Regions from separate parts of the Homo sapiens genome. Here region 1 is linked to region 2. A link is an interaction called in ENCODE POLR2A ChIA-PET data of the cell type or tissue named here. Cell type or tissue: Panc1. All regions are shown on one strand. Region 1 overlaps RSRC1 (arginine and serine rich coiled-coil 1). Region 2 overlaps RSRC1 (arginine and serine rich coiled-coil 1).

Evidence for each region. Peaks named below come from ENCODE experiments on the same cell type or tissue, not always from the same donor. Only the 100,000 strongest peaks of a DNase experiment are listed, where the experiment ranks them.
Region 1: POLR2A ChIA-PET joins it to region 2 with 7 read pairs; 3 of 35 experiments call an interaction of 5 or more read pairs at or near these places.

The regions. Positions count from the first base shown.
Region 1 is chr3:158,373,098-158,378,097 of GRCh38, reverse strand. All of the region lies in intron 6 of RSRC1 (arginine and serine rich coiled-coil 1), which reads right to left. Among named protein-coding and RNA genes, the nearest start is that of UC.134, 150 kb to the left of the region's middle. In Panc1, no CTCF peak of the experiment used is centred here; no DNase peak of the experiment used is centred here.
Region 2 is chr3:158,166,012-158,171,011 of GRCh38, reverse strand. All of the region lies in intron 3 of RSRC1 (arginine and serine rich coiled-coil 1), which reads right to left. Among named protein-coding and RNA genes, the nearest start is that of RSRC1, 58 kb to the right of the region's middle. RefSeq lists an enhancer at 4,838-5,000. In Panc1, no CTCF peak of the experiment used is centred here; a DNase peak (open chromatin) is centred at 2,691; H3K27ac peaks cover 383 bases.

The DNA.
Region 1 (5,000 bases), 210 kb before region 2:
GATCAGTGACCATGAAAAATGATAAAACAGAGCGATAGAGATGATCCAACCTGAAAACTCAGAGAAAAAAATTGGGAGGGAAAAAAGAGCAGGATGACTGTATCAGTCCATTTTGCCTTGCTATAAAGGAATACTGGGGCAGGGCGCGGTGGCTTATGCCTGTAATCCCGGCACTTTGAAAGGCTGAGGGGGGCAGATCATTTGAGGTCAGGAGTTCAAGACCAACCTGGCCAACATGGTGAAATCCTGCCTCTACTAAAAATACAAAAAATTAGCAGGGTGTGGTGGCAGGCACCTGCAATCTCAGCTACTCGGGAGGCTGAGGCAGGAGAATCACTTGAACCCAGGGGGCGGAGGTTGCAGTGAGCCAAGATAGCACCACTGCACTCCAGCCTGGGTGACTGACTGAAACTCTGTCTCAGAAGAAAAAAAAAAAAAAGGAATATCGGAGACTGGGTAATTTGTAAAGAAGTTTATTTTGGCTCCTGGTCCTACAGGCTGTACAAGAAGCATGGGCCAGCATCTGCCCCTAATAAGGCCTCAGGAAAGGGGGAGTCAGTATATCACATAGCAAGAGAAGGAGCAAGAGCGGGAGAATGAGAAGACACTACACTCTTTTAAACAACCAAATCTCATGCGAACTCAGAGCAAGAATTCACTCGTTACCACAAGGAGGTCATCTAGCCATTCATAAGGTATCCACTCCCATGATCCAAATACCTCCTGCTAGGCCCAAACTCCAACATTGGGGATCATATTTCAACAAGAAATTTGGAGGGGACACACATCCAAACAATATCAATTATAAAGAAGACGAAGAAGTGGAAAAGGCATCTAATGTATAAAACAGAAAACAGTGTACATTTGAAGAAATTACAGCAAAATAATTTCCCAAATTTAAGGGCATAAATTTGCAGACTGAAACACATCATATTCAAACTAATGAGAACCATAAAGAGAAAATATTGAAAACTGCCACAGAAAACCAACACATTACATACATTAACAACAATGACTTCAATGACTAAACTTTTCATCAGAAAAAAGAAAGCCAACAGGTAGTGAACACTATCTTTAAAGTGATGAAGGATAAGAATCTTGAAGGATACCAACTTTGACCTAACTGATATTTTATATAACACAACACCCCCAACTGTAGAATATACATTCCCTTCAAATGCACTTGGTACATTTGCCAACAAACACTGTATCTGAGGCCAAAAATAAGTCTAAAAAAATGTAAAAGAATTGAAATCATATAGAGTGACTATGCCAACTTCCCCGTCCAACCAATATGGAATAATAGGTGCTGATTGTATTTAAACTCCTGTCTGAAACAACCAAGGGGAAAAAAGAAAGAAAAAGAAAAACAGGAAAAAATAAATGGAAGAAATAACTTTCAAAACACTTGACACCACACAAAGTAGAACATTGATTTTCAAGGTCAGGAGACAACGGAGATGAGCCCTATGACTACTGTAGTTACTGCTTTGAGTTTCCAGCCATAATGCTGGGAAAGGGAACCCAAGAAGAGCTTAGTGGACCAAGTTAGTTGAGGAGATGGAGCTACAGGCACCTAGGAGACCAAGATGCCCACAGTTTGCAGAACAATATACAAGAGAAAGAACTACACAGGGGCTGGGCATGGTAGCTCACACCTGTAATCCCAGCACTTTGGGAGGCCGAGGCAGGCAGATAACCTGAGGTCTGGAGTTCAAGACCAGCCTGACCAACATGGTGAAACCCCGTCTCTACAAAAAATTTACAAAAATTAGCCAGGAGTGGTGGCACATGTCTATAATCCCAGCTACTCAGGAGGCAGAGGCTGCAGTGAGCCAATATTGCACCACTGCACTCCAGCCTGGGTGACAGAGTGAGACTCTGTCTTTAAAAAAAAAAAAAAAAAACGAAAGGAAGGGAAGAAGGAAGGGAGGGAGGGAGGGAGGGAGGGAGGGAGGGATATATTCTTTCCAGGAGGTAGACCATAGGAACGACTACAAAGGAAGGAAGGAAGGGGGGTCGAGAGGGAGGGAGGGAGGGAACTGTACAGAAAGAGAGTTCAGAAATCAGTGGAGACTCACCCTTAAAAAGAGAATTCAGAAATCAGTGGAGAGTCACCCTTAAAATATTGATTGGCAAACGCAATTGAGAAACCATCCATGGCTAAAGAAAGAACCACCTGGTCCCTGGTGCCTAAAAGAATACCTGGCATATGAAAGACGCTCATTAAAAATTGTTGAATGTTGAATGAACTAAACATTCTAATTGTTTTTTAAATAAATTACACAGTAAATTTAAATGCCATAAAATTATTTTCCAAAGTGAAGAGGTGATAGGAAGTAAAATTTAAAAGAATGAACACAGGCTTAGGCAAAATATGCAATGTTCAAATCCACATTATAAAAAAATTTACATCACTATGTTTCTAGATATCTTCCTAATAAATGGTTCTAATTCATATTACATACAATTTATTTATAATTATTTACTATAAGGTTTGAATATAAATGTGTTTGCCTCACTAAATGAATATTATCCAATTGAATTTCCTGAATTTTAAAAGCAGAAATAATCAACTGTATCCAGATATACAAAAATTCTTTCATCTAATTAATAATAATTTGAGCCTGTAATTTGGGAGGCTGAAGTGAGTGGATTACTGGAGTCCAGGAGTTTGAGACCAGCCTGGGGAACATGGCAAAACCATATCTCATTAAGAAAAAAAAAAAAAGGATATGAAATGTTAACAGGGTGTGCCTGTGGTCCCAGCTACCCAGGAGGGTTGAGGTGGGAGGCTCACCTGAGTCCAGGAGGTCGAGGCTGCAGTGAGCTATGATCATGCCACCTGCACTCCAGCCTAGACAATAGAGTGAGACCCTGTCTCAAAAAAATAAGTTAATAATAATAATAATAATAATAATAATAATAATAATAATAACTTGCTAAGTCCAATTTACTTTTCAAGGTCTTTGATTAACAGTTTCATAATGTCGTTAGAATGACAATAATTTAAAAGTCCTCTTTTTAAAACAATTTTTAAAATTCCAAGGCCTTAGTAACCTTTCCAAATTACTATGCAAAACTGCGAAATAACGACCATTTCAAGTATTGCTTAAGAGAGTTAAAACAGAAGGAATTAATTAACTCATATCAAATAACTTAGAGCCAATAAAAAGTACACTTAAATGGAATCTACTACTGTCACATGAAGAACTGTAAGGAATTTATAGGTTTTAACATATTCCTTCCAGGAGGAAGACCATAGGAATGACTACATACAAAGTATTTAAAAAAATTAAAAAGTATTAAATTCAAAATTCCTTATTTTAATTCAAAATTCAAAATGACCTTTTATGAGCATATATAATACATCATTGGCATACTTATTTTAAAAACTTTCTGAAAACATTAGACATGTATAAGGTTCTTAAATCAGATAGCATTTGATGACAGGTCATTTAGATGAATTGAATATATTAAATGTACTGTACAGATATTGGAAAGCTATTCTGGAAGTTTTTGTATGTATAAATTTCCCATCACACAGTCTGATAAATCTTTTCTATCTCAGGGTTTGCTCTAAAGGAAAAATAAGCGTATTTTACTTGGTTAAAATTACAGATCTAAATGCCTGGGGATGAATTTTCCTTTCCAATTTATGAATGGGAGGTGAGAAAGAACCATACAAAAGAGCAACCTAGACTTCCTCTCCCGTCCTCTCATCTTCTTTTTGTCTCACTCTATACCTCTGTTCCTGTATTAATTTATCTAGCTCAAATTCTAAATTATGTCATAGTCCTATATGAAAAGTCAACTTCACTGGCTTAGAATACTTTGTGAATTGCATTACATATAAATAGGAGCAAATGAAATGAGCTGCAATTGTGGGTACAGGCAATAAAGTCCCCACTCATTTGGAACCAAAGAAAAAAATATCCAATCCGTTAGAGTATTGTAATAATCAGCTTTCCCCCTTGTATTCAAAAAACATAAAACAGTAATTATCTATGTGCATATAATAAAGTTGGTTCAGTGTTTTCAATTATAGGAACATGAAAATGGTAAACATAAAGTATTAGGGACATATCGCCCATTATTACTCTCAGAACAATTACCAACAATAAAGCAAAGTGCTGCTTATTGAAAAACTAGAGAAATTATTATGGAACAACACATTCTCCATTTTCTGTGAGCAAAAGCCACACTTACTTTTAACTCCTACTTTAGAATGTTAACTCCAGTGGTGTTTAAATACACATTTACATAGTCTACTGGTGATATTCATTCATTTATTCAACCAATGACAAAAAACCAAAAGCTTCTAATACCAGGGTACCATGTTAGTTACAGGGGAATACAAGGTTGACAGACAGACCTTACCTGTAAGGAATTATGTATAGAAATGGTTCTAATGAAGTATTTATAATTGCTATGAATATAAGCTATAATATATACAAAACAAAAGTTTTAGAAAATTGAATCCAAAAATATACAAAAAAAAGTATATCATGCCCAAGTGATGTTTCTCCCAGGAATGTAAGATTGTTTTAACATTTGAGTATCAACCAATGAAATGCAACGTATCAATAGTATAAAGAAGAAAATACATATAATCATCTATATAGATACTGAAAAGGCATTTGACAAAATAAAACATTCATTCTTTACAAGAATTTGAAGCAAAATAAGAATAGAAGAAAACGTCCTCAACGTAAAAAAAGTCATCTATGAAAAACCTACAGTTTACATCTTGCTTAATGGTGAAAGACTGAATGTTTTCTCATTAGGATCAGAAATAAATGAAGGATATCCACTCTTACACTTTTACTCAAAAGCTGGAGATTCTAGCTACAGTAATAAGGTAAAAATAAGAAATGAAAGGTATCCAGTTTTGAAAATAAAATTTTCTCTATTTGCATATGACATCATTGTTTATGTAGAAAAACTCCATCCCAGAACTTAAAGTAAAATTTTTAAAAAGCCAAAAAAGAAAAATCCTA
Region 2 (5,000 bases):
AGGAGCAACTTTTCCCAGATCACTGGCAAAAAAGGATGGTTTTTTCTTGGAGTCTGAGCTACCTGTGCTGCCATCATGCAGTTCCACATGACTGGGGTGGTTCTTGGGGCAAAGCAGAGAAAGAAAAGAGAGAGGAAAAATGAATAAGAGCTCTACATTCCATATTTGGGGCTGCCTTCAAAGGAGGGCTGGGGAGAAAAGATGGGAAAAATGAAGAAAAAATTTAAAAAAACAATAATTGCCCCTAAACACTCTGGCTTACAGGATCTCCTTTCCCCATAGTCTAGTTAGAAATATGAGGGTTTTCTCTGAGGGTCTTTGCTTCCCTTGCCCACTGTGCAATTCTACAACTGGGACTACTCTGAGTCAAATCCAGGACAGCAAAGAGGAAATAAAAATGAGCAACTCAGTGCATATGAGACACTTCTTTAAGTTTTGAGTATCCTCCCCAGTCTACTTGCTATTGTTTCCAAACTGTAAAGTAGTTGCTGCTAGTATTCGGTCCAGCATTTTTAGTTGTAATTAGTGGGGAAAATGGGCTGAGTGGATTTATTCGATCTTTTCAAGCACCAAAAGTCTAAAGGACTTCACAGGTATGCTTTCTTGTTTAAACCCTCACATTATTCCAGAAACATATATACTATACAATAAAAATGGTAAAAGGGAGAACAAGGAAGAGCAAAAGCAAACAGAAAAAAAAAAAAGGCAGACCAGAAAGAGGTTAACATATAAAAGAAGACATAAGGCCCTTATATTTGCTAGAATTAAACAAAAAATCTGGCTTCAAGTTTTGCAACAGCTGCCTCAAAAGAAGCAAGGTCATAATGTTCATAGAATAAAAATAAGCCAGGTGAACAAATTAGGTACAACTAAGCCTAATCTTGAGATTTTATTTTATTATTAAACTCTCCAATAAATTTCACAGGGTAATTTCCAATAATTTCCCTAAATGCCAAGAGACAATTCCATAAAATCAATTCTAAAGAAGATCAATATAGTAAGCCCAGATATAAGACTTGGGCTTAAATAAGGGGTTGATTTTAAACTAAAAAAGAAATACGTATACTATATATCCTTAAGCATTACAGCATAAATATTCTTCTTGGCAAAGTTTTGAAAGGTTCTACATAATAGTAAGATTATATTCTCTGACAAGTACCTGGTGAGCAACTATTTTATGTAGCCACTGTAGTACAGAGACATATATCGTAACAGTCAACCCAGAGAGGGTTAGAAGTACCCTCTTATAGAAACTGAGGATCTTAATAAAAAAGACCACAGTCTGAACAGAATGAGTAACCTATCCCATTCATTAGGTGAGCCAAGAGAAGCAGATGGGGTTAGGGCCAAGATTTCTTTCAGAATGCAATTCTGAATCTTCTCACAGAGAAAAACAGGCAATCAAAACAAAAAATAAGGCAGCAATAATTGTACTCTAGGAGAAGTTTAAAGAGAATATAATCTGTCAACTGAAGAATGAGGTTCATAAATTTGGAAAGTAGAAAGAGCTTTATTTCTCATAAAGGGTTTGCAGCATTCCAACAGGCTAGGAGATATAGCTTCTGGCCAGAAGCCAGAAGCAAACACTTCCAGGGTGGGAAGAATAAGATAGGGATTTATGCTGAATGAGGTGGCCAAATACACATAATCAGTAAACTATAGCAGGAGTCATTAATATTTGTGAAAGGAGAAACATGCATATGCACAATTCAGTTTCATGCCCATCCCTGGGACTCATGCTCAAAAACGGAAGGGTTAGCATAATCCTTTGAGTTTTCATCCCTCTGATGTCAAAAGGTGAAGCAGAGGACACAAAAACTCTCACTGTACATACTTTGTGGTTGGTGGTCTCTTACTGAAAGAAATACTAGTTGGTTGTTTTGTGAAAACCACAAAAGGGAAAGGCAGCATCACGCTGATATTAGGGGTGAAGGGAGTCTTTCCAAAGGGCTGGTTTCTATTTAACTCTTAGGGAAGGAAGTCTAATGGCTGTTATTATAGGGAGCGGGAACAACGAGGTGGGTTCAACCTCCCATCCGATCTTGTGAAGGCTGGCGACTCACTTTTCAAAGCTTCTCTGGGGTCCCCTTGGCCAAAAGGGGGTCTGTTCAGTTGTTTGGGGAGCTTAAAATTTCATTTTAATTTCTCAAACCAAAAGCAACCTTAGCTATACAAGAAATCCAATACAGTACCCCAAAATGGTTTTAAGCAATGTTAACTATTTGTTATATCCTCCAACATTAACTAATAAACTAGTTACTAGTTCTACAGCCAAGAAACCAAGTATCATTATTATCTAGATAATCCCTGAGGCACTTGTACCAAAAATTATAACCAAAATTGCAACAATTATAATCTTAACGAATAGTAACAAAATAAACCCTTCTCAACTATGTCCACCATCTTAATAAAATAGAATTTATAACAAAAACTTTACCAAAGTGTTTTTTAAAAAATCTATAAATAAAAAGAATGAAAATCACTGAGATGTTTTAATATGTCAAAATGAGAGTGACTAAACAAATCACATGGAAAAACCACTCTTGTTCTCCTATTGGTACGTATGCTTCAATGTGACATCAGTTAATTTTTTATTGCATAATAAACTGTCTCAAAACTTTAAAGCTTAAAACAACAAACATTTATTATTTCACACAATTCTCTAGATCAACTGGAGGTTCATCCAGGCTCAGTGGGTATGACTAATTCTTGTGGTTAGCTGGATCAGCTGAGTCATTTGATGGTGGTAGAAGCTAAATGATCAAGGGCAATAATAGTCCACAAATTCTTCCTTAAAGGGCTAGATAATAAAAATGTTAGGCTTGCAGTGGAGAGCGGGGGATGAGGTCTCTGTAGCAACTATCCAACGCTGCTATTGTAGAGGGAAGCCACAGACAATAAACAAATTAGTGTAGCTGTGTTTCAATAAAATTTTATTTACAAAAACAGGCATAAAACAGTTAATCTGACTTTGCTAAACCCAGGTCTACGATACCCTCCCTCACTCACAAGTCTGATGGTAGGTAGACTGACAGCTTTTAGGGAACTTGGCTAGAATGTCTCGCCTTTGCTCCCTAGTTTCTTACCTTCAAAGAGGCTAACCAGAGGTTCCTGACGTAGTTGTACCACAGATCCAAAAAACAGCAAGTGAAGCCAAGCCCCAATGTGCATGGCTGTCTTGGTTATGTCCATATGCTTGAAGAAACTGAAGTACACAGGAATCCTAGAGTAACATTTTCCTTCTAGTTATAACTAGCACATATTAATATATCTAATTATTTACCAGTGTAGTTAAATATACAGATGAAAGCCAACAAAATAACATTAAAATACTGCCCCATTTTTCTAGAACACTGTCCCATTTTCTAACAACATTTTCATACTTTCTGCACAAACTTATGAAACATAAAAAGGATTTACTTGAGTGAAATATTAACATTTTGCCCATTTAAGTTTAGCAATAAGTGCCTCACAACTGCAATTCCCTAAAATAACCACCTAAAGCTAGATTTAGAAAACATACCTGGGCACAGTGGTTCACGCCTGTAATCCCAGCCCTTTGGAAGGCCAAGGCGGGTGGATCACTTGAGCCCAGGAGTTTGAGACCAGCCTAGGCAACATGGTGAAACTCTGTTTCTACAAAATACACAAAAATTAGCTCTGTGTGGTGGTGTGCATGTGCCTGTGGTCCCAGCTACTCAGGAAGCTGAGGTGGGAGAATCCCTAGAGCCTGAGAGGCAGAGGTTGCAGTGAGCCGAGATCGTACTACTGCACTGCACCTTGGGTGACAGAGTGAGACCCCACTTCAAAAAAGAAAAGAAAAAAAGAGAGAGAGAAGAAAATATACCACCACAAAAATAAAACAGACCCTAATCCAAAATCTAAAATTTAAAATCCAATTTACAGCCTCAAAGGATAAAACAATTGTGACAACTTGATAGATGTACAGAATGTATAATTCTGACTACAAAAAAAAGGGAATTCTATCCTAACCACTAAGTTGTTATTTTTCTTTTATTCTAAGCTATAAAAACAAGATGAGCATTTCCCAATAGCCAAAGACAAAAAAAATTCTATTAAGATACAATCTAAGTTTGTAGAAGTTCGGGTACTTATTGTAAACAAGCAATCTATGTATTAGTTTCACGTTTCCTCTTTCTCTTAAAATATGTGTTCAAAATATTCAAAAGGTATTAACAAAAAGCAAAAGGAAGTTCATAATTCTAGCAGAGAACAAGTTGATTGATTTGAGAGATTAAACAGTTCAATCCATTTGTTTCTAAATACTGAAACAATAGACTAAAGTCCACAGTAATTAAGTCAGTTCCTAAGAAATATGCATTGCCTGATTCACATTTAAGCCTCCAAATTCTTGAATAATGAACTTGTTAAGGGAACTAAATACACACATCTAGTTTCAATAAAGTTGGCAATACCTTAAAATATTCTGCATAAATAATTTTAACCTTAAGCATTAACATTAAGGAAATGATTAGAACCACATTTTTCATAACAAAAGGGCATAATTGACCGTTATTTTATTAGCCTACAATTTGCTTCACCTCTGTTTTCTTAAACCTTTCTAATGGCATATATATCTTGACAACCTCCCACACATGGTTATGATTACGTGTAACAAGACAACAAGCTCATTGAAAACCTTTACAGATGCTTAGCTAATGGGATGTCACATTAAATCTGATATCATATGATTAAAAAACTTTATATCAATTATATTATAAAGAATGACACACTATTTAAAATTGACATTCAAAGATTTCTAAATTATTTCGATAAAAGCACTACATTACTAATATACTTATTTAAGAAACTTTTAAAAGTAAATGTAGACATTACCCAGCTTATCCCCGTCACACAATTTGCCTGTTATCATGTGTCCTTGTGGGGATAGGTGCAAAAAATATGTATAGCTTTCAACATCTTAGATATAGATGCTTCTAACTACAAAACTCTGGTAAATGTCAGAATTGGATTTGACT